7 separate regions of the Homo sapiens genome follow, and regions 1, 2, 3, 4, 5 and 6 are each linked to region 7. The links are chromatin loops, found by intact Hi-C in ENCODE. Cell type or tissue: mammary epithelial cell. All regions are shown on one strand.

What was found. Peaks named below come from ENCODE experiments on the same cell type or tissue, not always from the same donor. Only the 100,000 strongest peaks of a DNase experiment are listed, where the experiment ranks them.
Region 1: it touches region 7 in a loop (3-fold over the local background); 12 of 110 quality-filtered maps call a loop at or near these places.
Region 2: a loop joins it to region 7, with 3 times the contacts of the local background. A loop is called at or near these places in 3 of 110 quality-filtered maps.
Region 3: it touches region 7 in a loop (2.3-fold over the local background); 4 of 110 quality-filtered maps call a loop at or near these places.
Region 4: a loop joins it to region 7, with 7 times the contacts of the local background. A loop is called at or near these places in 25 of 110 quality-filtered maps.
Region 5: it touches region 7 in a loop (9-fold over the local background); 8 of 110 quality-filtered maps call a loop at or near these places.
Region 6: a loop joins it to region 7, with 4 times the contacts of the local background. A loop is called at or near these places in 5 of 110 quality-filtered maps.

Annotation. Positions count from the first base shown.
Region 1 is chr12:75,815,020-75,819,019 of GRCh38, forward strand. All of the region lies in intron 1 of LOC105369844 (a long non-coding RNA gene), which reads right to left. Among named protein-coding and RNA genes, the nearest start is that of PHLDA1-AS1, 210 kb to the right of the region's middle. RefSeq lists a silencer at 504-563. In mammary epithelial cell, a CTCF peak has its summit at 2,019 (motif pointing right); DNase peaks (open chromatin) are centred at 562 and 2,082; H3K27ac peaks cover 2,634 bases.
Region 2 is chr12:75,782,929-75,786,928 of GRCh38, forward strand. All of the region lies in intron 1 of LOC105369844 (a long non-coding RNA gene), which reads right to left. Among named protein-coding and RNA genes, the nearest start is that of PHLDA1-AS1, 250 kb to the right of the region's middle. In mammary epithelial cell, no CTCF peak of the experiment used is centred here; a DNase peak (open chromatin) is centred at 1,863; H3K27ac peaks cover 549 bases.
Region 3 is chr12:75,655,522-75,659,521 of GRCh38, forward strand. It overlaps LOC105369844 (a long non-coding RNA gene), which reads right to left. Exons shown (of 16, transcript XR_007063375.1): 8 at 3,523-3,654. Among named protein-coding and RNA genes, the nearest start is that of KRR1, 150 kb to the left of the region's middle. In mammary epithelial cell, a CTCF peak has its summit at 1,505; DNase peaks (open chromatin) are centred at 1,320, 2,040 and 3,500; H3K27ac peaks cover 4,000 bases.
Region 4 is chr12:76,453,566-76,457,565 of GRCh38, forward strand. All of the region lies in intron 3 of OSBPL8 (oxysterol binding protein like 8), which reads right to left. Among named protein-coding and RNA genes, the nearest start is that of OSBPL8, 100 kb to the right of the region's middle. In mammary epithelial cell, a CTCF peak has its summit at 2,374 (motif pointing left); a DNase peak (open chromatin) is centred at 2,326; H3K27ac peaks cover 3,430 bases.
Region 5 is chr12:75,622,255-75,626,254 of GRCh38, forward strand. All of the region lies in intron 9 of LOC105369844 (a long non-coding RNA gene), which reads right to left. Among named protein-coding and RNA genes, the nearest start is that of KRR1, 110 kb to the left of the region's middle. In mammary epithelial cell, a CTCF peak has its summit at 1,709 (motif pointing right); DNase peaks (open chromatin) are centred at 1,597 and 1,727; H3K27ac peaks cover 413 bases.
Region 6 is chr12:75,951,466-75,955,465 of GRCh38, forward strand. No RefSeq gene overlaps it. Among named protein-coding and RNA genes, the nearest start is that of PHLDA1-AS1, 77 kb to the right of the region's middle. In mammary epithelial cell, a CTCF peak has its summit at 2,303; a DNase peak (open chromatin) is centred at 2,726; H3K27ac peaks cover 2,931 bases.
Region 7 is chr12:75,525,541-75,529,540 of GRCh38, forward strand. All of the region lies in intron 14 of LOC105369844 (a long non-coding RNA gene), which reads right to left. Among named protein-coding and RNA genes, the nearest start is that of KRR1, 16 kb to the left of the region's middle. In mammary epithelial cell, a CTCF peak has its summit at 1,570 (motif pointing right); no DNase peak of the experiment used is centred here.

The sequences.
Region 1 (4,000 bases), 290 kb after region 7:
GCATGAGTGCTGATATCCAGCCTGCCTCACTGTGCCTTTCCATCCCCCACCTTCCTGTGCATGCAGACCTCCTTACTATTGCTCTCTGCCTGGTTTCTCAGGTCCCTGTTTGACCTTGGCCAGTCTTCTAGTTGCTCTTCTCTTAAACCAATAATATGACCTGACACCAAGAACTGCTGGGGGACCTGCTTTTGATGACCTACTGCATTTTAACATAGGGGTCATCACACCAGCCTAGCAAACATTGTCAGAACCCCAGAAGCTTCTTTAAAAACTAGTCAAGTGTTTCAGTAGCCTGATACTAAATCCCTCCAGTCTGTGACCTATTCATTCGGTTGGTACCAAATGCCCCCTGAGGTTAAACAAGGCCCTGAAAAGATAATGAGATGAAATGGCTTGACCTTCAGGTGGAAGATCTCTCCTTTCCTTCCTAGCCTCTAGCTGGCTTAGATTATTTTTATCATTTTTCAAAGCAGCAACGTTTATTTCCTCTGCTTCAGTGAGCTGTGCAGATGCAAGGTCTGGAAGGAATATTTAGTGGTCGCCATGGTTACCATTAGTCATATGAAGTTATAGCGCATGTGCTGATTCCTCTCTTCACAGCTGTAAAAAGAAAGCACGCTTCAAAAAGCAGGCTTGCTAGGGCTCTGAAGACTTTAATTCTGTAATGGGTCCAGCTCCTCTGGTCATTTATCTTGATCTGCCAGTTTAATTAGCACTTTAAAGATTTTAGGCAGAGAAGATTTCATAGAACATGAAGCTAGATGGACATTTTGAGATTTAGCCTCACCTTCTGATTTTACAAATAAGGAAACTGAGGCCCAGAAAGGAGAAGGGACTTAGAGCCACACAGTGAGTCAATTAAAGTCATCAAAGGGGTATGCTTAGTAAGTACCAGGGCCAGGGCTCCTTCTAGCTCCGCTATATCTCCCAACCTAACTGGCAGACTGAGTCATGTGAAGCTCTAGGATGGACAAGGACTAAACAAGTTCAGTGCAAGGCAGGGAAATCTGATCTCACAAGAAGGGGTTGGATTCCTTAAAATGGGGCTTAAGCCAAAATCCAAAAAGGGTCTCCAAGACCATTTTAGGCTTGGAGTATCAACTGAGTTTTATGATTGGCTAAGTCCAGATGGCACAAACAACCACTATTTCAAAATGGGCTGTTCGTCTACTGGTTCTGACCAGTTTTCTAAAAAGTGGATGCCCCGCAAGTGCTGCAGCTCCTTCTGTGGGGCCTGACTTCTCGCTATCTTGCAATTTCCCTACTCTCCCAGCTCAATGTTCAATAGAACCTCACTTCCAATAAGCCCAGGACTATGGCTCTTCTGATGTTTTGCAATTGGCTAGATATAAAAATAAAATTGCACATAGAACATCTTGAACAAGGGTCAACTATCTTCACACTTTTTAATTTAAGTAAGACTTTCTGTTTGATGGACTCAATATTTAACGTGTTTTTGCCTGAATAACCTCAACATTGGATAACCTGAACAAACACTTCTTCACAGACCTTGTTTCTAGGTACTGTTCCTCACTAGAAGGAGCTAGGATTCCTTGGAGAGAGGAGGGCCAGAGCAAAGCAAGACAAGAAGGGTCTGGAATATCTTATACAAAAAAGTGTACAAAAAATGATGAAGGCTATGTCAAAAAGACTTAGGGCCAGCTTCAAGGGTACCTATTGGCTAAATTTGGGACAATTTAAGCTTCAACAAGAATTAAATGGCAGCATTGGATCTAATTCACTGAATAAAAATAAGAATCCAGCTAATCAATGTAGAAGAAGTAATAATAGTTGGTAAGTCAATCATCTTTTTTAAAAGACATCATAGTAATAACTGATTTTATCAAGATTCATCAACGGATGCTAAAGCTATAGGGTAAAAGTTTGAAGAAGACAGGATATTAAATAGTCTCAAAATATCTTCCTGTAGATTATAAAGAGAAATGGTAGTCTTCTAGTGGAGATACCTAGCAATCACCAGTTTATAAAAAGTGATCAAAGTTAATGTCATCAGTAATGTGTGCCTCTAGGTGGTGATATGTTGTTAAGGACACAACATCATTGTCATGGTATGCTTGCCAAAAGTGCATAATCTGAACTTAATGATGAGTAACCCTGAGGCAAACCCAAATCATGTGACATTTCTACCAAACGTCTGGCCTGTATACTTCAATAATGTCAATGTCCTGAAAAACAAAGCTAAGGAACTGCTTCAAATTAAAGGAGATTAATGAGCCATGACAACTAAATGCAATCTGTGATCCTGAATTGGATGCTGGTTCAGGGAGAAAACAAACAATTACAAAAACATTTTTAGGGCAATTATTAAAATTTGAGTATGATCTATATATTAAATAATAGCATGTATCAATGTTAAACGTCCTGAATTTGATGTTGGTACTATGGATCTATAAGGGGAAAAGGAGTATGATGTTTGAAACTAATACTTGAATGGGAAAGGAGGGAAGAAGAGAGAATATAAAAGAAAATGAAGAAAAGGTTAAAACAGGCAAATTCAGATGGGTTTAGAGAGTTAGTTCTTGGTACTACTCTTAAAACTTCTGTAAATTTGAAATGATTTTAAGTTAAAAAGTAAAATTTAGAAACTCTCCAATTTGAAGGGATCCTAATGCAGGTAGCAGGTAGGAGCAAACAAGACAAGCTCAAACTGACAATTTACAAGTCAAGAATTATTTAACTACAGCTCAAAGTTCTAGGCAGAAAGAAATGTATATTAATTTATTCTTTAAGAAAACATTCATTGAATAATATTAATAATAGTTAATATTTGTAAGCACTTTGTGTGGGTTACTTGGTTTCCATGTTGCAGCAGATTGCATTTTCTAAATATAAACATATTGAACTACATTCCATCCTACATGCTTTTCTTAAAATGTGATGTTTACAACTTACATCAAGAGATGGGGTATACTTTTCTTTTTCTTGAACCTGAAAAGGCCTTTAACTACTTTGACCAATATAATAGCATGGAAGAGATGGTGCATGACTTCTGGGGCTAGGCCATAAAAGGCATAGAAACTTATCTTGTCTCTTGGATTGCTTGCTCTGAGAATGAAAAGAAATGGTTATGCAAAAAATGCAATGGGGCCGGGCGTGGTGGCTCATGCCTGTAATCCCAGCACTTCGGGAGGCCAAGGTGGGCAGATCAAGGTCAAGGCCGAGGAGGTCAAGAGATCAAGACCATCCTGGCCAACATGGTGAAACCCTGTCTACTAAAAATACAAAAATTAGCTGGGCGTGGTAGCTTGTCTGTAGTCCCAGCTACTTGGGAGGCTGAGGCAGGAGAATCGCTTGAACCCAGGAGGTGGAGGTTGCAGTGAGCCAAGTTCGCGCTACTACACTCCAGCCTGGTGACAGAACGAGACTCTGTCTCAAAAAAAAAGAAAAAATGCAATGGGAACACACTGATGAGAGAAGAAATAATGTCTGAGTAAAGCTTCAAAAACAGATCTATTATGAGATCCCTCATTTGCCACATGAACCAGTGAGGGAGCTGCTGCAGGCCTACATGAGCCTACCAAACAAGCAGACACCCCTGCCTCACCTTTCCCTAAACATAATTATATTCTCTCATTGTGTTTTGTTCAAGAAAACTTGATTACATGCCTTGATAATGCAATGGATTACCCATTAGACATTACTATCTTAGAATTTAACCATAAACATTTTGCAAACACCATATAAAACCAAATTTGAAGCCCTCAGTCCATCATCCTAATATTGGTACAGAAGACAATGAACTGATGTGACACTCATCTTCGTACCTAATAAAAGCCTGCCAGTTCTGCGCCTTCCCCAATGTTTCCAGCAGTCCCTCCTTTTATTCTTTGTTCACCACTGGGTATGCAGTCAGCATGTAATAAATAATAAAAACAACTTTTCTCTTTAGTGCTTGTTTCTTCTGCTTTCTAAATTCTTTCAGTTCTCTTAGACATAGTAGTTCCACATTCTTCAAATAGCACACTAAAGACTCAAA
Region 2 (4,000 bases), 260 kb after region 7:
TCTGGGAAGATGACCAGGCACAGAAGCTAGGCAGCTAATGGAGAGTGGAGTGGGGACTGCAGAAGCATGAAAGAGAGCGGGGCAACACAAAGACATGAGAAAATGCACTAAAAATACATTTTTTCTCATATTTTCCCTGAAGCTGCTATCCTTGGGTGACCTCAAGAACTTACAGGCAGTGAAAAGTTGCCTTTGCAAAGGCTGCCCTGAGAGACACTCAGAATAACACGGCTTGAAGGGCCCTTCTGGCAAGCGCATCACAGCTGGGTTTCCAGGACCACAAAGGCAGACTGAAACTTTCTCCATTAGCTGTGAGTGTGCCCTGCTGAACCTTGTGGGCCCAGATGGTGCTTATTTTTAGGCACCTTCGTCTTTCCATGACTAACTGGGAACAGTAAAGTATGGAGCTGGGTCTAAGAGCCAAGGCAAAGTCTCTATTTCAGGAAAGCATTACAGCTGGGGAGAAGCTTTGGCTCAGCAGTCTCCTGGGTTCCTGCCCCTCTGTTAAAAGGAGAGACGTCTGTTCACCTTAAGCACAAACGGGGTCATGGACTTGGGGCTGAGGAAGCCCTGAGAACATATCAGTCCCAAATAGCTACAGCTGGTGCAAAAGGAGACTGGGCAAAGAGCTGCTGCTTGACTGTTACCCCGATGCTGCCCCGATGGGATGATTCTGCACTGATGGGCTTTCAGCACTTAGTCCTGGCCTGCCTGGGCCACTCATCCACCCGTGGGCAGGACTCCAAGCCTCCAACTTTCATGACTCTTTGCTCCAGGCCTTGCCCACACTGCATCAAGGCCAGCCTAGCATGAAGCTCTCATGTCCTCAGAAGGCACCTGGCAGAGAAGCTCAGTGTGTGCAGAAAAGAAGTACAAGGTTTTCTGAGAGTTCACTGAGTAAATACAGTGACACACATATAGACTAAGAACCTCAGTCCATTCACTTGGGTATGCAAAAAATTGTGCATTACCTACTCTTCCCATTCTTGAAATCACTATAATTCTGACTCCAAGCTCCACTCTCGCTGGACCTAGAAGTTAAACCTACGCTTTCTTGGGTTTCCTCCTGCAAATATGTAAAAGTCCTGGGGTCTTAACTAGCTTCAAGATGGGGAATGCCCTCAAGGTGTCAGTTGCGGGTCCACACTGGCTGTGGCTGAGACACCCATTATCCCAGGTTCTGCTGCTTCTTTGCCAAGACTAGAAATCTCAGATGAAACAGGGGAACACAAGTGGGAGAACCCAAGCCTCCTACAGGTGCCCTTCCTGTCAACACTTCCCCCCTGAGGCCTTCTCACAACCTGAGTAGGGTACAAATTCTGAGGGCAGGATCTGTCTCTCCCTCCCAGTCACCAGAAATCTCTCCTTCCAGCCTTATTGTTTCTCATATGGCCTGTTCCACTCCAGCCCCCTCCAGGACACACTTCAACCATTTAGGATCTTAGGACAGAGTCTTGAATTTCATTAAAGCTTTTTCTGCTTTCAACCCTGATAAATCCCTGAGATAAATAATCACAAAGCTTGGCCAACATTAGGGGTTAGTATCTCCATTTGAAATAAAGCACAGGTAGCTGAAGTGATGTGTACCATGTGTTGGAGGCAAAACCTAGACAAAGAAGCCAGGTGTGCTGATTGTAGGCAAGTGTCCTGTCCAGGATGCCACCAAATTGCAAGTCAGAGAGCATGCAGCAAATGCTGGCTTTGGAACTAGCAGGCAAGAAACTGAAGGCTCACTTGTGTTTTATTATCAACACTGGGGAAGCTGAATAAAACCAGCTAGTGGTGGGCAGGGAGCCAGCATTGGCTTGATTAGATCTTCACTCTGTGGTTACCAGCCAGTGCCATCCAGGGAGAGCCTGAATCTGGAGGAGAGGCTGTGCTGCCAGTGCAGCCAGCACCTGTGTTTGACTATTTCTACTGCTTGTTTCAAGCAAACAGGCAGTGACGCAAGAAAGGCAGGAAAGAGGACTCTCTGAGCCTGGCATCTGGTGAGGCCAAGTTTTACTGAGCATGCACATTGCTTTTCTACCATCTTGAGGATAAACCACTTGCCCCTCGGTCAGAAGCTCTCCTAACTAGAAGATGTCTTATTTTGGAAACAAAAGCTAAGTAATGGGTTGACTCCTTGGTGTTTATCTCTCTGAAGTCAGCTTCATATATTTGGGGGCTGGAAGGGATTAGGAGACAGGACTGTTGGAAGCTACATCAGGAAGGTGGCTCTATTTTCTGAGATGTCCTCTGACTTTTTTGCAGAGCATCTCACTTCCCTCTGGACACCCCCACCTTCTTGCACCTGGCATCACCACACTGCCTTGCTCCCTTTCTCAGGATGCCACCCAGACCTGAACTTTCCGGCCACTGTATCAAGCACAAAAATGATACTGCCTTCATCATGCTCATCAAAACTGCCATTTTCTGGATGTCATGCTGTGTAGAATGGGGTAGCAGTGGTGAATGGGCCCACATAAATAATTCATTCTAAAACATGAGCCCTGCCAATATTGTTATATAAAAGAAACTTTCCAATGGAGTATAAACTTTACCACAAACTTGAGAATTTGTGTCAGCTCTGTTCGCTACCATGATTTGATAGAAAATTATCTCATTAAACCCAAAAAAACAGGCCAGTAATAATAATATGGTTGAAAATGAGCCTCAAGAGAAATATTTAGTAACATTTGCCAAGTTTGGAATGTAATACATTATTTTGCTATTGTTGAAATCCTCAGCAATAATAACAATGTTGAAAAAGTACTTTCTCAGAAGGGCTGGTAATTTCATAAGTTTAACTCTAATGTATTTGTATACAGAAAATGAATGATATATTGAGCTCCAAAAGAAATAAGGCCCATGGGGCAAAAGGGATATGATCAGGGGAAGGTCAGGTCTTTACTAGACAAGAGGCCTGAGATAAAATAAACATGGTCTTGTGCAGAATTTTTTAAATTTCATGTAATGAGGGTTGTGGAATCAATTCCATGAGTTTTAACCAAACTTCTCTTTGGTATGAAATGGAAATGCAATAAACTATACCACAGATAGTAAGGTCAGTATACACATGTATATAATATATACGAGTTTGAATAATATAAAATGTAACTATGACTGAGGATTGTGGTTTAAAATGTTTGAAAGCAACAAGTTCAAGGCACTGGTTTTAAATTATTTTTAAGCTCAGAATTTTTATGTGGAAGCTTAATATGTAAAATAGATCAAAACAAATCTGTCATCACTGCAGGCACTGGTGAAGGGGGCAGAATTCGGCCCTGTCAGCTCACTACAATCCACCTTCCCGTGAGCAGCAGAATTCTGAAAACCACAGGTCCAGAAATTACACTGCTCCAGAAATTACACTCTGTCAGTTCCCCTAGTATAAGCGTCAAATTGATTCTTACTATTGAGGTTTGAGGGACCCAATAATAACACCACCTATTCCACCTAAATTCTGAATTGAGAGAGACAATAGGATCAACAGATGACAGTCAACTATCAACAAAATACTAATAAAGGCTAGGTTGGGGACTGTACTTAAGTGCAGGGTATCAGTGGATTTCCTAATTTAACTGGCAGAATTAGATAGACCTATGCAGTCACGGCAGCACCGGAAACCTGGAAGGCCCCAACCCTAATTCCCACTCAGAGGCAGAGACTCAGAGCAGACAAGCCCATCCCAAAAGCAAAGGGATGAGAAAGGCTAAGCTAGGCATGCCCCATTCAGAGAAGCCAGGAGTGCTATATTAATTGATACCTCTCCACAAGGAAATAGGAATCAGGTGGAAAAGAGGTTCCTCTCCATGACACTTAGCAAAATGATGTATGCTTTTTCTTCATAGCACTTACTGCAATTAGAATTAATGTCTGCCTCCCTTAGTAGACTATAGACTTTTTGAAGGCAGAGGCTATATCTATTCTATATCCTGTTATATTGCTAGCATCTAGCACACATTTCATGCTCAACAAATATGTGCTACATGAATAAGACTAATGTAAAAATACTGTC
Region 3 (4,000 bases), 130 kb after region 7:
GAGGGGTGGCACAGAGATAAACTGCGGTGGTGTGGTATAAAAGCAGGAACCACATTGGTACCAGAGAGGTGGAGTTCACTGGCAAAAAGAGAAGATAAAAGACAAAAGGCTAGGGGTGGCCTTTGCCTTGGTCTTCAGAGATCTTCAATGATCTTCAATGATCTCTGAAGACCAAGTCAGAGGCCTCCCCTAGCAAGTGTTGGAAGCGAAAAGTGGAAGAGGAACTGACTCTTGTATTTTAAACTCGATCCCCCAGCCCTCCAGGAGATCCAGGTAGTGGGCAGGGAGTTATCAGAGTCATGTCATAGAGAAGTCTAAGAAACCCAGATAAGGAGATGAGGGATGAGTGTCACCAGGAAGCAGATCCCTGTATGAGAATCAGTATGTGGCAACAGAAATCAAACCACTTTCAACTAGACCCAAACTTAATGTAAAGACACATCTTCTAATATATCCCAACAGGGCTGAAATTAATCCTAGAGATGGAGAGTTTTGAACCTGCAGGGTAGGATAGGCAAATGATTACACTTGACTAACTAAATGGACCTTGAGGTTGACTTGCCAACACCCAGACCCACTATCTTACCTACGTTTTTGTCCATGGAGGCAAACCAAGAGGACAGGGGATGCTGACTCCAGGCTGGCTCCACACATAAAGCATGCTCTTAGGGCCTAAAAAATCAGAGTATTTTTACCATCTGGCCCAAGACAAATATTTGGGCTGCAAGGCAGGAGGGAGCATTTGCCTGAGGTTTTGGGTCAAATAGTAACAGGTTTTTCAGGCAGTGGGTGTAGACCTGGGAGTTGTTGGCAGCCATGTTGGGACAAAAGCATAGCAGCTTTGGCACAAAGCTGCATCACTCACCACTGAGTATCAGAGAAAAGGACAGAAACCAAGTCCTTGGTGATGCAATTTTGTGACTGGATCAAACCAATCCTGACACCTATACACTTCTGAATTTCCAGTTATGTGAGCCAACAAATCTTCTTTATGGCATAAGCCAGTTTAATTTGTGTTTTCTGATATGGTAACTGGATGCATTCTAACTGAGACAACCTTCAAAGTGATCAGGTAGGTGTTCATGGAGAACAGAACCTGGCAAAACATGCTGGAGAAACCAGGGAAGTCAAAGATCAGAGAAGGCTGGTGTAGCCAATGAAAACTACACAAGTATCTTGAGAAGTGTCTCTGAAGAAAAGGTAGATGTGGCAGATGAGGAAGAGAGTAGGCCTTGCCATCTGCAAGAAGGGTGTGACCCACCACACAGGAATGGGCTAGGACCAGCTGAGCATGGCCCTTCCCTTCCCTTGTCTGACAGTTATGGAAAGGAATTCTTTCATTTCCTGGTGAGCAGCAGCTCTACCCATTGCATCAGCTTGCTGTGCTCGCCTGGTGTCTGCTCCTTAATCAGACATGGGAGCCAGGGCAAGTGAATGCCAAGTTGTGAAAATAGAAGAACAGGTAAATGGAAGTTCTCTCCAATTTGCATCTGGAGTAACACAGGGGTGATAGATGTGAGAAAGCCAAATTGCTAGGTAATGTACACATCAGGCATAGCTTGCTGCAGTATGATATGGTCATGAACAACTTTCTTTGAGAAATTTGCCTCGACTATCAAATGTGGTTTTCTTTTCCTTTAATGTTCTATAATTAGTTAATAAAAATGTCTGTAATCCAAATTAATATCCATAATGTACCAATCAAAATCAGAGATGTATGATATACTCAGACTGGAGATGCTGCTCTTCCACAATTCTACAAACAGGCATTTGCCCCAGGTCCTCGGTGGCTCCACAAGCCCCTTGTGTGAACATGAAACAGCCCATAGAGCAGAAAGAAAGGCAAAAATAAGACTCAGTGGGTCGGGCACAGTGGCTCATGCCCGTAATCCCAGCACTTTGGGAGGCCAAGGCAGGTGGATCACTTGAGGTCAGGAGTTCAACACCAGCCTGGCCAAAATGGTGAAACCCCACCCCTGAAAAAAAATTAGCTGGGCATGGTAGCGCATGCCTGTAATCTCAACTATTTGGGAGGGTGGGGCAGGAGAATAGCTTGAACCTGGGAGGCAGAGGTTGCAGTGAGCCAAGATTGCATCACTGCACGCCGGCCTGGGCGACAGAGTGATACTTTGTCTCAAAGTAAGTAAGAAAGAAAGTAAATAAATAAATAAATAAATAAATAAATGAGACTCAATGAAAATCTAGAATTTAAATGGTAAATTTCTTAGAAGTGAGCCCCTCTTGATTCCCCTCTGGTTTTCAAAAGGAAATCCTCATTCATAAAATGTCTGAAAATGACTTTCATAATTGAAGCTGTGACTCTTAGTTTGGGGCCCTAGCATGCCAGCAATTCAGTCAGATTATCTGAAATAATGATTTATCATTGCAGATAGTCCAGCAATAATTTCAGATACCACAGCCTCTGCTGACACTTTTCAGATGTTTTCCTTATGATAAATTTATCTGTTTTTACTTTTTTCATTAAATGTATCTGCTCTGGTGTCTTTGTTCCTTCTTCCATTAGTCTGGAAATCCTTGTGCAAGCCTGAGCCATAAGCTATCCCTCCATCTCTTGAAGAACACAGTAATGGAGTAAGAATTCATAAGTGTATGCCTCAGAATCCTCAGATATCTGGGACCTGGGAGTCTCAAAATCGAGGCTATGCAGAGCTGGATAAAATAAAACTAGAATCAGGGTCCCCTGAGTCGTGGAAACTACTCCAGTATCCAAATGTATCTGAGCCTCTTTGCACATCCAGGGAAGACTAAAAGTATTTTCCAGCCTATGAAATCAATTTCTTACAAAGATAAAAGGAAATTATTGTTGGTCTTTTTACTTTATGACCTACCTCTTTGTAATAAGAATTGAGGCAAATTTGTCATCAAATGCTCTTTGCAGAGAGGTAGGATGTCATAATGGAGGGAGCCCAGGCCCTGAGGTTAGACATAAATGGAGATGAATACAAGTTCCCTCACTGATCAGCTCTATGCCTTCTGGCAAGTTACTTAATCTCTCTGACCCTTGCTCTCCTTTGCTATAAAAAGGGGTTATTGATACCTGCATTTTGGGCATGTTATATGGATTAGGAATAATCTATTAAAAATGCATAGCATAGTGGCTGGTACAAAGTAGACATTCAACAAATTACAGTTATTATCATCATTTTCAAAGTAAATTAGTTTAAACATTTAGGAATCGGTTTATGCTTCCAGATGACTACATAAACCTGAGAGATTTTTTTTTTTTTTTTGCCCCATATAAATTTTCTGTAATTGTATACACTGGCTGTGAATCCAGTTATGAATCGAGAATAATATATTTAAAGTAATCTTATTCCAGATTAAAAATAAATTCTAATGGTTTGCCTCAAAAAGAGAAACAATCAAGCTTCCCATTAAGACAAATTCAGTAACCACAAAAGCATGCAGAGCTAGACAAAAGAAGATAGTACTATTCTTTCCACGAGTGTGTGACTCATTTTCAACTCAAAGATGGTGCACAGGAAACAAACGCTCATTTACCCACTAGGCTGCTCGGAGCCTGCAGGGATACAGACAACACCCCACTCATATTTTGCACATTCAGGCAAAATGTTATGTCCTTCCTCACTGGATTCAGTCCCATTTTTGCAGGTGTAACTTTTATAAGCAAGACTGAAAAGAAAAAAGAAAAAAACATGTCATTTGGGAGTGCATTCAAAGCCCATTAAGATGACACATTCACTCGTATTTCTCTTTAACCTTCAGGCCACAGGACAGCCTCCCAACCCAGCTAAAGAATCAAGGGCGGAAGGCCAAAATCATCTGAAAACAAATATGATACTTCAAAAATGTCTGAAAAGGACAGGTGTGCTTTTCAAGAAGGCTTTCCCTCAGTGGCTTTACCTTTTGTGTGCGGCCCGGATGTAGCTGATAAACCAAGGCTTTCTGACTTTGCAGCTTGATAGATATAATTTTCATAGTATATGGAAAGATAATGCACCCAATGTATTGGACAGTT
Region 4 (4,000 bases), 930 kb after region 7:
ACAAAGAATAGTTCTATGAAGACTACAGACATAATGTAAAAAAGCAAAACTGGAAAATCTTTAGAATAAGAGAATATCTTCATAAACTTGGGACAGAGATTCCTTTAAAAAGACACAAAAAAGCACTAACCCAAAAATTAAAAAATCAGTAAGTTCAATATTAAAAGTATAAATTTATTTAAAGGTATCATAAACTGAAAAGGCACAAAATAAGATATTTGCAACACCCATAATTAACAAAAGGTTGGTACCTAGAATGTTCTTAAAAAAAAACTTCAATAAATCATTAGAAAAAGAACATCATAATAGCAAAATAGGGCAAAGACTTGAACAGTGATTCACAAAAGAAAAATGCAAATGGGCAATAAATGTATGAAAAGATGTTCATCCTTTTTTAGTAATGAGGCAAATACAAATCAAAATAATAAATATTTTATACTCAGTAAAATTAACAAAAATTAATGTCTGATAATACCAAATACTGATGAGGATGGGATCATCGAGATGTCTTAAGCACTGTTAATGGAGTATAAGTTGATACAAGCACTTTGGAAAACAATGTGAGCTTCTTATATAAAACTGAATACCCTGTGGGTCCAACAATTCCACTCTTGGATCTAGAAAAACTTTTACAGGTATATACCAAGAGACAAGAATAAGAATGTTCATAGCAACACTGTTCATAATAGCAAAAACCAAACAACATATTCATCAATTGAAAAATGAATTTTAATAAATTCTGGCATATCCATATAATGAAATAGTATATAGCACTAAAAAGGAATGATCTAGTTCTATAACAAACGACATGATTGAATATTAAAAGTAAAATGTTAATTACAGCCAGGCACAACGGCTTGCATCTATAATCCCAGCTACTCAGGAGGCTGAGGTGGGAGGATTGCTTGAGGCCAGGAGTTCAAGACCAGCCTAGACAACATAGCAAGACCTATCTCTAAAAGAAATAAAAATTAAAAAAAGTTAGCTGGGCGTGGTAGCTCACACTGTAATCCTAGCATAGCAGGCATCTGTAGTCCCAGCTACTAGGGAGGCTGAGGTGGGAGCATCACTTGAGCCCAGGTGTTCAAAGCTGCAGTAAGCTGTGATAACACCAATGCACCCTAGTGTGGGCAACAGAGCAAGACCCTGTCTCTTTAAAAAATTAAAAAAAAAAAAAAAAGGTAACTACAAACAGCAAGTCCTAGAAAATTATATAAACCATGACACCATTCTTTTAAAATTGAAAACCAAGCAAAATCTAGTGATACATACATGAGTAAAAAACAATAAAAAAAAGACTTTTTAAAAAGCAAAGAATAATAAAAAGAAAAAAATACAACCTAGTCATGCCCTCTTGGGGCAGGCTCAGGGATAAAAAAGCAGCAGAGGCCGGGCGCGGTGGCTCAAGCCTGTAATCCCAGCACTCTGGGAGGCCGAGGCTGGTGGATCACGAGGTCAGGAGATTGAGACCATCCTGGCTAACACGGTGAAACCTCGTCTCCACTAAAAAATACAAAAAAAAAAAAAATTAGCTGGGCGTGTTGGTGGGCACCTGTAGTCCCAGCTACTTCGGAGGCTGAGGCAAGAGAATGGCGTGAACCCGGGAGGCGGAGCTTGCAGTGAGCCGAGATTGCACCACTGCACTCCAGTCTGGGCGACAGAGCGAGACTCTATCTAAAAAAAAAAAAAGCAGCAGAAAGACCTAAGGTACATGGAAGATTCTAGTTCTTAAGCTGAGTGATAGCTCAATAAGGGCTCATTGTATAATTATGCTCTCATTTACATATGACACATATTCTTTTGTATGTATCAGACAGAACATTTAATGCTAATTTAAAATACTTTATAAGAACCACTAGCAGAATTAATGTAGGTTTTAGCATTCTGTCAGTAAAACATAGGTGTCCATGTCTTGAATAACTTTAAAACAGCCTGAACTGTAAAGTTAGCTCTATTCACCCTTTCTAATCCATTTTCGATGGAAGTATTACTACATGATTTTGATAGCCGTGAAGTAACAAGAATATGCAGAAACAGCAGTATACAGAGTGCACCTCTTTACCAAAAAAACCAGAAAGCCCATGTTTCTATTTATTTTCCCTCACCCCATTCACAAGCATTAACAACTATACAGACAAAAGAGGCTAGGGAATATAAAAATCATTATGATTTCCTACATCAGTTACATAATAGTAGACTATTCAAACATAAGTTTAAGAGGGACAGTGACTTTTTTTCTGTATCCCTTGGCATATAACTGATACTCACTAAATACTCTCTAAATGACTGAATAGATATTTGGCAAATGAATCACTGTGTGACTCCAGTGCAGTTTCACCGTCTCACCTACCAAAGATAACATTACAGTGCCCTCTGCTGTTTCTACTTCAAGTGGAAGTAAAGCAACCTGCTTTGCTACTCACATTACTCATCTTTAGTAGAAATCACACTGAAATAGTTAATATAATTAACATATCTGCTGCATCTAAGGAGAACATGAATCAAAAACATTTTTACCTTCTGAATTCAACTCATCAATATAAAATTTGAAGAATTTTACAAGTTTCAAAGTTTGCCTTTAATCTAAGTGGAAGCTAAAATAAGATGAAGTAATTTTTTAAAGTCATAAATAATAATCTGTATGTAAATCCTATATCTCCTTTTCTTCTAAGGTATACATTTCTTAAATACTCCAATAATTTAAATGTCAGTATAGATCACGTACTTTTTTCATTCTATAGTACATGATACTAATCAAGTACCAAGAAATTACAGCTGACGTTTAAGCAGTCAAAAATGTGTATTTAGGGACTGGGAGTGGTAGCTCACACCTGTAATCCCAGCACTTTGGGAGGCAGGCAGATTATTTGAGGTCAGGAGTTTGAGACTAGCCTGGCCAACACGGTGAAACCCCATCTCTACTAAAAATACAAAATTGGCTGGGCATGGTGGTGCACGCCTGTAATCCCAGCTACTCAGGAGGCTGAGGCAGCCCAGGTTGTGTCCTTGCACTAGGTGACAGAGCAAGACTCCGTGTCAAAAAAAAAAAGTGCATTTAACTTTTGACCCTCCAAAAACTTAAGTACTAATAGCCTACTGTTTGCTGTTGACTGGAAGCCTTATACATAATACGAAGAGTCAACACATATTGTATATGTTGTATGTATTACATATTGTATTATGTAATACAATATATACATAAGCTAAAGAAAATGTTATTAAGAAAATCATAAGAGAAAATACAATTACAGTACTATACCATATTTATTGATACCATAAGTTTATGCCATCTGTTTACAAGATGAATCATCAGTTTGAAATAGCAGCAACCACAGCTGCAGACCTCAATCTAGAGCTAAATATTAAGCAATTAAACTTTTTCTTGTAATGTCATGGCCTTTGTCTGCTTCTTGGGAGCAACCGAAGCATCAACAGTGGTACTTCACATGGGTCCCATAGCGTTATTCAAGGTTTACAATATTGCACGAAACATGATGAAAATAGGCAAGAATGATGAGAAATGACTTTTTAAAGCAATATGCAATTTACTGGAGCAAATAACTTCATACAGAGATGATTAGCATCACACAGCATTTTAAGCAGATATTCGCAACACCTGAGCTCATAGTAATAACAGGAAGTGGTTAGAAAATTATTACAGTAGTACGGTATGTACTAGTTAATGTTATGTAGTTACGATTTAATATTGTATCTTTATGTTTGTTTACATTTTTCTCAACTGGGAATGGCAACGTGTACGGTGTGTGTGAAAAGTTTTGATAAATTTTTACTTATGTAATAGATTTGTGTATATTTTAAAGTAGTAAGAAAATAAACTAGTACCTACATATATTTTATGCATTCATGATATACCTAACCTTTCCTTTATTTTTTCTATGTTTCTAAGGTACAGTTCATCTGTGAGTTTTAAATTGTCACAAACCTCAGAAAAATTTTCCAATATATTTATTTTTAAAAATACACATAGAAGTGGACTCGT
Region 5 (4,000 bases), 97 kb after region 7:
TTAGAAATGCATTCTTAGGTGGAAAACTATAAAGAATATCAAAGTAATTAGCATAGTAGTTAGCATATTGACTATTTTTGAACTGGTAGTGATTGGAAAGCTGCAAGGGGGGCTTCTAGGGTATAAGAAATGCACACATTCATCTGGTAGGTGACAATCACATGAGTTTTCTCTGTAATCACTGAGGTATATATTTTAAAATTTTGTCTACTTTTCTTTCTGCATTATTTCACAGTGGAGAAAAGTTAAAAGAAAAGAAGCAGATGATATAGTCTGTCAATTCATGTTAAAGTGCTGCAAAAAGATCAAATGGAATGAGAAAAAAATAAAAGCTTTAACATTTGATAGTTACAGGTAATGTGCAGCCTTTGGAAGTTTCAGGGAAGTCACAGGGAGAAGAAGTAAAAGAGCCAGCAGTCAAGAGTTAAAGATAAGCAGATAACAGGAAGCAGACAGTAAGTCCCGCCTACTCCACTTTGGAGGGAAAGAAAGAAAAAGGCACAATGATAGCAAGGAAGGATGATGCTACTATTTTATTTTTTGGTGTGTTTCTGTTAAGACTGAAACAATTTGTGAGTACCTTAGTGGACAAACAGAAATGAACCAGTAGAAAGGGAAACTGTAAAAAATGTAACAGAGATGTGATGATTATTGGATCAACACCCTCTACACTGTGGCCTCCAAACTAAACTGTTTTACATCTCCTCCTGCCCTTTGTCCCAACATTTCACAGAGCATGTGGGAAAGGAAGTCAAAATAAGAGAAATAAGAGAAAGCTACATGCTCCATTGTCCATCACCATTTCCCCAGCCGAGAGTAGATTGGAGTGAAGAGAAAGGGAAGTTTTGCCCCGAATAAGGGATTAATGTTCTGAAATAAATTGTCCTTGAGTTTGGAAGGCTTGAAAATGGATTTTTTTTTTTATGTCTGAAATTGCCCTAAGAAGCAGTGAGATTCACTGGTGGTAAGGCAGAGGGAAGGATGAGGCCAAGGTTCAACCAAACTTAAAGACAATTAGGCAAAAGGAATAAGCTTTAGTGATCTATTGTACAGAATGACTGTAATAAATAACAATGCAGTACATATTTCAAAATTGCTCAGAGAGTAGACTTTAAATGTTTTCACCACAAACAAACGGTAAGTATGGGAGCTGATGAATCTGTTAATTAGCCTTATTTAATCATTTCGCAATGTAAACATAGATCAAAATATCACTTTGTACCCCATAATATACACAATTATTATTTGTCAATTAAAAATAACATTTAGAAAAAAACTTAAAGACAATAATGAGAGAGAAAAAAAGCTGGCTAGTGATTTCTCCTGTAGTGGATGCTGTGGTTTTCCACCTAGTCTCTCTCCATAACCTTCTCAGGGCTGAAGCTCTCATTTCTCCAGTATTGTGGGTGTTGGCAGCTGCCTGCTCTTAGCTTTCTCAGGTTTGCCTAAAGCCAAAGACAATCACCCTTCTGAGGTCATACTTCCTTCCTGTGTCCCATGACTGGCCTGTGTAGAACACTGTGAAGGGCCCACCTGATTCCAGAGCTCCCTACGGAATGAAGTGAGGCCTTGGCCTTGACTGCCATTCAGCTTATCCTTTTACCCCAGGATTTCTCAAATTCAGCACTATTGACATTTTGACCTGGATGATTCTTTGTTGTGGTGGCCACTCTGTATATTACAGGGTATTTAGCAGTGTCCTTGGCCTCTATCCACTAGATGCCAGTATGTCTCCAGATGTTGCTAAATATATCCTGGGGTTCCAAACCTTCCCAGTTGAGAACCATGATGCAATCCTGCCCTTTTGACAGTACCCCCTGAGGCGCTGATCCTAAGAGCATTCCCCAATAAACTTCCTGCATACAAATCACCAGATCTGTAGCGCACGCAACAAATTCAGTTCACTCAATAAACACATGTTTATTTATTAGTAAAGTATACCTGTACTACTGTAATTATATCATAAACACTATAGAGCATAAACAAAGAATAATTTAAGGTGAGATAAAAAAATAAACATAATTAGTAGTTCTAGCATTTTCCCCTACTCCTCAAAAGAATGTTTACTAGCACCTTCTAGGGAGCCTAAACCCTACATTGGAGATCAGTACCCTGGGAGCTGGGAGACATCAACAAAAAGAATGTAGGTGGAGTGTTCAGCCTTACTAACACTGAGTTAAGGGAAAACAGGGAGGATACTTAAAATAAAAATACTAGGGGTGACATGGTGATGGGCGGCAAGGTGGAAAAAGTCTGGTTTATATCCAGATGGTATTGATCACTTCAATAGGTATTAGATAAAAGGGACTTGTAGCTAAATAAAGGTCATGTCTTACAGTGTCTACAAATTACCTACTTAAATTCCTATGAAAAAAAAGTAAAACGAAACTTTAAAAGGTAGCAAAGGTAATGAGAAGTAAAGATAAGAAAGACCATGAATCAAAAGTTCAGAGGGAATTGCTTTTAGTTGTATCATTATTGGTAGGCCAGGCGCAGTGGCTCGCGCCTCTAATCCCAGCACTTTGGGAGGCTGAGACATGCAGATCAATTGGGCCCAGGAGTTTGAGACCAGTCTGGGCAACATGGTGAAACCCTGTCTCTACAAAATATACAAAAATTAGACTGGTGTGGTTGTACGTGCCTGTAGTCCCAGCTACTCAGGAGGCTGAGGTGGGAGGTTCACCTGAGCCTGGGGAGTGAGAGGCTGCAGTGAGCCATGATCGTGCCACTGCACTCCAGCCTGGGTGACAGAGACTTTGTCTCAAAAAAAAAAAAAAAAACAAAAAAGTATCGTTATTGGATTATAGATAAATTCTTGAACTTCCAACGCATTCTTTTACCTCTAAACTTAACATTAGGCCATCACAACATTTTATGAGCTTATTAAAATAATACCATACCATTAGAAATAAATAGAAATTTTTAGAGATTCACACAGAAACTGACAGATAATTGTAGTAAGATACTTCATTCCATTATCAGTCCATTTTAGACGAAGTAGTAAAAATAAATGAGATACAGGCTTTGAATAATGTTAAGTAATAATGTTGAAAACATGTTTTTCCCATTTACATTTAAGGCCTAAGTTTCTAACCACTCTTGGAGCATTCTTCAGCTTTTTCTGAAAGTGAGAGAGTTTCAGGGTAATAATCCATGTATCCTCAGGACCAAGTCCCTCATAGATAGAGCTATAGAGGCCAGGTACGGTGGCTTACACCTGTAATCCCAGCACTTTGGGAGGCCAAGGCGGGCAGATCATGAGGTCAGGAGATGGAGACCATCCTGGCCAACATGGTGAAACCCCATCTCTACTAAAAATACAAAAATTGGTTGGGCATGGTGGCGTGTGCCTGTAATTCCAGCTACTCAGGAGGCTGAGGCAGGAGAATCTCTTGAACCAGGGAGTCAGAGGTTGCAGTGAGCCAAGATCGCGCCACCGCACTCCAGCCTGGCAACAGAGCAAGACTCCATCCCCCCCCAAAAAAAAAAAAAAAAAATAGATGAATCTATACACCTCTGTGTATTCTAGAAAAGCATGGGACAAGCTCTTTTCTCAAACACGACAGTAAATGTGTATTTAATATTATATCAAAAGAAAAAACAAGAAATAATTTAAGAGAAACTTGATTGGAACATTCTATTTTTTTGGTAGTCAAAAAGTAAAATAAAACAATCAACAGCAAGATTGATCAGCCTAACTACCTAAAACAAAGCAATCATCAAAAACAAATAATATGTACTCAAGTTTATGTCAATAAAATGTAAACCTTAGATGAAACTGATACATTCCTAGAGAAATATAACCTACCAATACTGACTTACCAAAAAAAACTTTGTATTATAACTGTTAAGTTGACTAAGCATTTAAAAATCTACATTCAAGGAATAAATGAGCTGAAATAAATTTACAAGGTGAATTCCACCAAACATTCAAAACCAGGTTACCCCAATCTTATTAAAACCCTTAAAAAATGAACAAAGAGGGAGCAAACATTCTCTA
Region 6 (4,000 bases), 430 kb after region 7:
AAGCTAGCAAAAACCCTATATTTACAAGACCTGTTGGTTGATAATAAGTACAAAACTACATAAACACAGATTTTTCCCTGTAGATAAAAATCCTAGATTGCTGTGAAGAAACCTCATTCACTTTAACTTCCTTTAAAAACAAGAACGGATTTCCATGCACTGATTTACACCAGGAAATAGTTTTGTTGGTTATTTACAAATGCTTTTGAAGAATGCAGGTGGGATTACACATGAGGCTGCCACAAAAATAAATGTTAGTAAAATCATGACTCTATTCAGCATTAATCAAAGAGCAGAAGAGAAGTTATTATGAAAAATCTTACTCAGCAAACAATAAAAGATAAAATTCCACTAGTTAAAGAGCAATTTTAAAATAGTTACAAACATGAGTCAAATAATGAACACATGTTAACACATATTCAATTCACTGGTGGGGAGCCAGAAGCATGATCAAGCTGGTTTAAAGGCCATTTGGGGACCTGGGTACTCAGAAAAATTAGTGAAATTTGTAAAAGAGAATGTATGAATAAGATTACTAGTTAAGTCAAAAGAGGTTAATGTCCTACAGGGCAATGAAACCATAATCTTTAGAGTTATCTTTTATACCGGACATAAACCTAAATGAACATGTGACCTCACAGAGTCTAGGCCTTGTCAGTAGTAAATAATGAGTAATCCTTGGTGGCCTTTTAAACATTTTCCCATTGTGACATTGATAAGACATGCTGTTCCTCTTCTTTTTTTTTTTTTTTTTTTCTGAGACAAAGTCTCACTCTTTTTGCCAAGGCTGGAGTGCAATGGTGCGATCTCGGCTCACTGCAACTTCTGCCTCCCAGGTTCAAGCGATTCTCCTGCCTCAGCCTCCCGAGTAGCTGGGATTACAGACATCTGCCACAGTGCCCGGCTAATTTTTGTATTTTTAGTAGAGATAGGGTTTTACCATGTTGGCCAGGCTGGTCTCGAACTCCTGACCTCAGGCAATCTGCCCACCTCGGCCTCCCAAAGTGCTGGGATTACAGGCATGAGTCACCACGTCCGGCCCCCTCTTTTTTCTTTATTTCCAAGTTTGCAATTTTTTAAAAAAACCTCTGAAGCTGTGCTTAAATAAAAATTAGATTCTAGTACTACACATCAGAAGAGCTATTATTGAAAAGCCATTCCTAAATTTTGGGTTGTTCTCACCCCTGATTTGAAACAACGATTCCCCATCTCACAAGCCACCAAGTTTGCCTCCCTTTTGTCTCTCCCTATTCTAGTAAAGCCCTGAAAGTTTACTGCGAAAGCCATCTGGTTCTGTCCTCTGCACACGAGCACAGATTACACAAATTGCTTTCCCACTTTTAGAAGAAATATCACAATCTGCCACACTAACGTCAAACAAATTCCACCTGAGAGAAAAATGCTTCTTTTAAGCAAACATGAGTCTTCACTCTCTTGTCCTGGCCATGCACTAATGACCAATCAGCTACCTTTCTTAGTAATCACCTTCATTTTATTGGAAAGCCAATACTACTCTCCAAGCAAAATAATCACTGTACCTTTAACTTCCTCCTAGGTTTAGTTTTCCAATTCTAAATTCTCTTTGGGGACCCTTTTAAATTTGTCTTAATCTGATAGATGAAAATGCTCTCCTAAAACTCCTAGGACAAGCACTCCCACAAATACTGAAATAGATTACATTTCCTTTGCCTGTTTATACCTCCTGTCAGAGTAAAACATGCAAAACTCAGAAAAGAATGTAAATGAAAAACAATAGCAAAAAAATAAATAAATAAAAAGCAAGTAATTGCTTTGGGCTGGGAATTTGCTGTTTGTTGAATGTGCTGGATTTTTTGGTGGGTGGTAGTGCCCCTGATCTGCTACAGGAGTCCATGGCACCAAGCTGGGAAGCACCGGCCTCTGCCTACAGCACACGCACTCCAGACTTCCTCATAAATGAGGCCCATGAAGACCAAAATGAAGGGAAAAGCCTAGCATGTAAATATCTCATTAGCCTGGGCCTGGGCTGGTTGCCCAGCACTGATTGGGTTCCCAGTGACTTCTTTTAGGATTGGGGCCAGGACTTATTTTTATGTTCGATCTTGAAGCAATTTATTCAGTTCCCACAAACCTCCTGGTATTGTGAAAACTTCAGAGTCCACAGTGGCAGTCTCTGAGAAGGGTGTTTGAGTAGACTAGCCAGGAGAGAGAAAGACAAAATGCCACAAAGACACATAATGAAGTAGAGAGCCGTACCCCTATTGGTGAGAACAGTCCAAGTTTTGATCTGCCAGTCAATCTCCAGAGCTAAATTCCCACACCAGCTTGAGTAATCAGCTGTCACACCCTCCAAGGGAAAACCTCCCATGTAGGAGGTCATGAGGGAAAAGAGGCAATGGACAGGGAAATTTCATGTACCGATCACTAACACATTCCCAACCCTGCACAAGGTGCTTTAGCTAAATTATTCTTCAAATTAACCCCATGAAGAAGGACAAGAAATAAGAACCTATAGCCACCGTGTCATCAACCCCCATGCTCACCTTTAATTCAATGAACAAACTCAGGCCATGTATAAAACTTGGGAAGCCAACTTCAGTGCCAGAATTAATTATGTAACTTGAATAAAACCAGATTTAATGATTCCTTTTCACTTGACTCCCATCACAGGCTCATTAGTAAGGACAGAAATTTACCCCAAAGTGAATCACACGTAAGAAGGGCTACTCAGCATTCTTGGAGGATGAATGGTAAATGTCCTCCCAGTTGCCTAGAGACGCTGAATATACAGACAGCTATGGCTCATGGAGGGATTTTTTTTTTTTTTCTCCCTCTGACCTCTAGCCAGACTTGGGCTGAATATCAAAGGCCAAGTTCTTGGTCACATTCATATCTCCCTGGGCCTCTAGAAAAAGGTTGAGTGGGTTAGCTGAGGTGCAATAGTCAGCACTTTTCAGCAGGCAGGAACCATCCGTGCTGAAGGAAAGATAGCACACAGGGTGCCCAAAGTCATAGGTTTCTTGAAAGTCACAGGATTTTTGAAGAAGACAGGAACTATGTTTTTTAACATATGCTACTAAAACTCCAACCTGTGATCCTAAGAAGCTGAGGATATGGAAAAAATCTGATGGTACTAAAGCTTTCCATTCCCAAAGGAAGCAATGACCTTTGACATTTATTCATTCAGTTATTTCTCCAACAGGTAGTTATTGAGAGGTTACTATAGACTAGAGACCATTCTAGGACATGGGCAGCAGTGAACAAGACAACAGTGACAAAAAGATTCTTTCGTTTTTCTAGTTAAAGTAATAAGTGCTTGGTGACAAAAACTATAAAATGGAGGTAAACTGGAAAGAGTAACCACCTGAATCCTCCCAACCAGGAAAAAAACAAAAACAAAAACAAAAAAACAACTGTTAACTTCATGGGGTGTACACTCTCCTTTTCAATCTATTTCTTTTTTTTTCCTCTTTTTTCTTTTTTAGAGATAGGATCTTGCTCTGTCACTCAGGCTGGAATACAGCGGCATAATGATAGCTCACTGCAGCCTCAAACTCATGGGCTCAAATGATTCTCCTGCCTCAGCCTCCTAAGTAGTGGGGACTACAGGTTCTCACCACCACACCTGGCTGCTTTTAATTCTTTGTAAAGGCGGGTCTCACTATATTGCCCAGACTGGTCTTAAACTCCCAGCCTCAAATGATCCTCAGGCCCTGGCCTTCCAAAGCACTGGGATTACAAGTGTGAGCCATATTTGCAGTCCAGTTAAAGACTAATTTCCTAATTCCAATAGTAAGACTAGTAAGACTTTTTTCTTTTTAACAAGTGAGTTAGACCCAATAGAAATGAAGAAAACAAAAAGGAAATTCAATGGATCCCCAAGCCCTCCTCACTCACCCCCTGGGCTGCTGGCCAGGAGAGAGCAAGTGCTGCAGCCCCCACAGCTCCCAGTTGACTGCAGGAATGCAGGGGGCAGCATCATGATAGCCTCAAATACCTACAGGCCCTGGTTCATAGCCTT
Region 7 (4,000 bases):
GATTTCATGATGTTAATAAGATGGTGGCATTGCTACTTCATAATTTCAAATTCTCTAATTAAAAAGTCTAGCTACCTGACACTGGGAGGTGTGTAAATGCAGGCTTTAACATAATACTTTTTATCATCCAACAGTGATTTTAACCTCTTTTTGTTTACCATTCCCTTTACTATGTGATGAAATACAGACTCTTTCCCCAGAAGAGCACATGTTTGCATAGACATAATAGCACTCTTCCATAGAATCCCTAGAGGATCAGGCTACCAGTTTAGGGGGCCTTGCCTTAAAGCAACATGAGAGGAGTGTCTCAGAAGCCTGAATCTGATCTTTTAAGCACTAGAGTGTCCTGCTCTTAGAGTTGCCCAGGGGAGGTAGAGGGGATGGAAGCACTCTTTACCTTTAATAAATAAGCATATGCCTTCTTCTACAATTATGATTTCAGTATGATTAAATAGTTGCATAGAACTATACTTCTCAAGACTCCTTTGACGGAAAGTCATAGAAACTCAAAGTAACTTATGTAAAAAAGAGGATTTATAGTCCCATAACCTGGATACTGCATCTAGGAACTCAACAGTGTCATCAAGACAGTAATGCCCTCCCTCAATCACTGACATGTTCTCTCTCTCTTTCTCTCTGTCCCCCTTCTGTGTCTATCAGCAATTCTAGGATGTACATTCTTAACAGAAGAAGAGCTTCTTTTTCTGAAGAGTTATATCAAAAGTCCCAGGTGACCACTTATGTTTAGTTTTATCAGTATTTATCAGTTCCATGCATATTTTTGTTTTTATGGCTACTACACACACACACACACACACATACAATCTTTAAACAAGATAAAGTAGGCTTTTCATATTTTATATGACACATTGTACATTATACTTAATAAACATGTATGTAATTATTATATAACTATTTTACATTAGTTACATTCATATAATGTATAGGTATATTATATATATACAAAATTATATATATAATGTGCATGTACTTATGAAACTTGCTTTTTATGTGGAATATATTGTTTTTAGATATATTCATCTCGAATCCATGTAATGCTAGTTCATTCTACCACAGTAAATAACTTTTGAAATTTGTTTATAAAAGACATTGTGCCTTCCATCTTTGTTGCATTCTCTCTCTAGCTCTTTCTCTCTCTCTGTCTCTCTGGGATCACTCATTCTGGGGAAAGCCAGCTGTCGTGTTGTGAGCAGCCCTGTGGAGAGGTCCCTGTGGTAAGGAACTGAAACCTGTCAACAGCCACATGAGAGAACTTGGAGGCAGCTCATGTAGTTTAGTCAAGCTGTCTGATGGCTGCAGCCCGACCTAATTGCAGCCTCCTGGGAGACCTTGAGCTGCAAGCTCCCAGCTGAGCTGCTCACAAATTCCTGACCCTCAGACACTGTGTAAATGTTTAAGTTGCTAATTTGGGGGATAATTTTTACACAGACAAACATAACTAACACAATATTGAAGCAAATCTAAGAATTTATCAATATATCAGGTTTTGGTGGGGATACAGACATGAAATTTTTTCTCAGTAGAAATAGTTTTCCCTGGTTCTTGCCACTAGAGGGCAAATGGTCACAAATAATGGCTTTTTCTATTTCCATACAACTCAGATGTCCGATGCAAACATTCTTAGAGACCATCTGCTCTGTTGCCTTACAGATGAGTATACAAATGCCCACAGACATTAACTTACTTGTTCAAGTTCACACAGGCTAGATCTTAACGTAAAAACTCAGCTGCAGTTAATAACATACAAACCAGCTATTTTTAAATTTTTTTAAATTTTTGTGATATACACCTGTACACCATACATCTATGTATATATATATATACACCTATGTGTATACATCTATACATAGGTTTATATATTTATGGGGTACATGAGATGTTTTGATACAGGCATGCAATATGAAATAAGCACATCATGGAGAATGGGGTATCCATTCCCTCAGGCATTTATCCTTTGAGTTCCAAACAATCCAATTACACTATTTAAGTTGTTTTAAAATGTACAGTTAAGTTATTATTGACTATAGTCACCCTATTGTGCCAATCAGTTAACTATTAATTAATGCTGCTATTTCTGAAAGTCACTAGGTACAAATAAAGAAGGCTTTATCTTTTTTATTTCAACTAGCATGTTAAAATTCCTAAGATCACAAAATTTATGATAACAACCATTGCCATTTATTGGGTACCTATTATGAACAACTTATTATACACATGTGCTACATGTCTTTTCATTTAATCTATCTAATGAAGCTTTGAAACTTACGCCTATCAATGCATGAGGGTCAGTGTCTTGTCCAAGGACACGTAGCTAGAAAGAAGGAAAACAAATTTGATTCTGATAGACGTTAAATCTCTTTGCAATATTTTTCTTAGGGCACAGCTCATAGCCTCTGATTATACCAGAAGTTTGTTGCTTCTGGAAACTTTTAGTATGTTGAGACATTTAAATGATTGCCATATAACATTGGAACAGAAAAGAAAAAAATTGATGACTCTCCTTCCCTTTTTCCCAGAAAAATTCTCTCTCTCTCTCTCTCTCTCTCACACACACACACACACACACACATATTGCCTCTTTCCTTCATTCTAGCAGACCAGCTTTGTGATACTGGTTAACCTTCCTAGAGCTTCATTTTGTTGCACCTTCTTCATTTCTAAAATAAGAATACACCTACCTCTTTTAAGCTCTCAGCAGGGATGCTGTGATGATTAATGAAAAAGTCTTCATGAATCTCATTTGATTTTGCAGAAGACAGAAGTTTAATAAAGCTGAAGAATCATTATAATGGTAATTAGTCATATTTTAGGACAGATGGGCAAGTGTCTGGCAGTGGTGGCTTAGCTGGAGCTGTTGCCACACCAAAGCAATAAAATAATGTCAATATGTCAGCCACATCAAGTCAGACGCAAAGAGGGTGCAATAGCAGCCTACTTCACACACTGCTTTGTTCATCATCTCTGCTTGGCACAGACTGGGACAGAGTTACAGCATTTCTAAGACAGACAGGCAGGCAGTTCGAGAAGAGCCACCTCATTATTGTGGCATATAATCTCCAAAGATAGCCACCACTGATAGCTTCCTTCCTTGTTGATATGCATGTTACTCCTCACACTAAGAGAGTGAGGAGCCCCTTGAATCTGGCCTGGCCCTGTGACTTGTTTAGATCGAGAGAATACTGTGGCTATGACTCTGCTAATTCTAGGTCCAGCCTTTAGAAAGACTGGCAGCTTCTGCTTCCTCTATCTTGGAAGAATGATGCAGGATAAGAAGTTCAAATACCCTGAGCCCATCTCACTATGAGAAAGCCCAAGCTAGCCATGTGGAAAGAGGGACAGAAACAGGCCTGACCAGCTCTCGGATATTCCAGTCATCCCAACTGAGGTTCTGAATGTGAGTGAAGAAGCAATCTTAGACATTTCAGCTTCAGTAGATACCATGTGGAGCAAAAGAACTGTTCAGTCCAGATTGTTTTTAAGCCATTGTGTGCTGGCATGTTTCTTATATAGCAATAGATATTTGAGACACCTATCAACATTTAAAATAGGGTCATATATCTCTTGATATTCTCTCTTTGCTAAATGAAGTAGAGGATTTCTTCAGAGAAATGAAATAAGGGAAAAACAGTAAGAGTTTGATACAATTGAGAGGATAGTTGCCTTTTAGAGGATACAAATTTTAGTTTTATAAAAGTCTGATTAAGATAGAGCAGTTATCTTTTCTTTGTTCACTCAGGCATTCATGCTCAAATATTTGTTGAATAAATATATTGCTTACTATACATCAGACATATGGATTATACACACACAGTCTCCAACTTACGATGGTTGGACTTACATCATAACCTTCATAAATTGGAGAGCCATCATGTTTTTCACTTTCAGTACAGTATTCAATAAATTGCATGAGATATCAAACACTTTATTATAACATAGGCTTTGTGTTAGATGATTTTTCCCAGCTGCAGGCTAATATCAG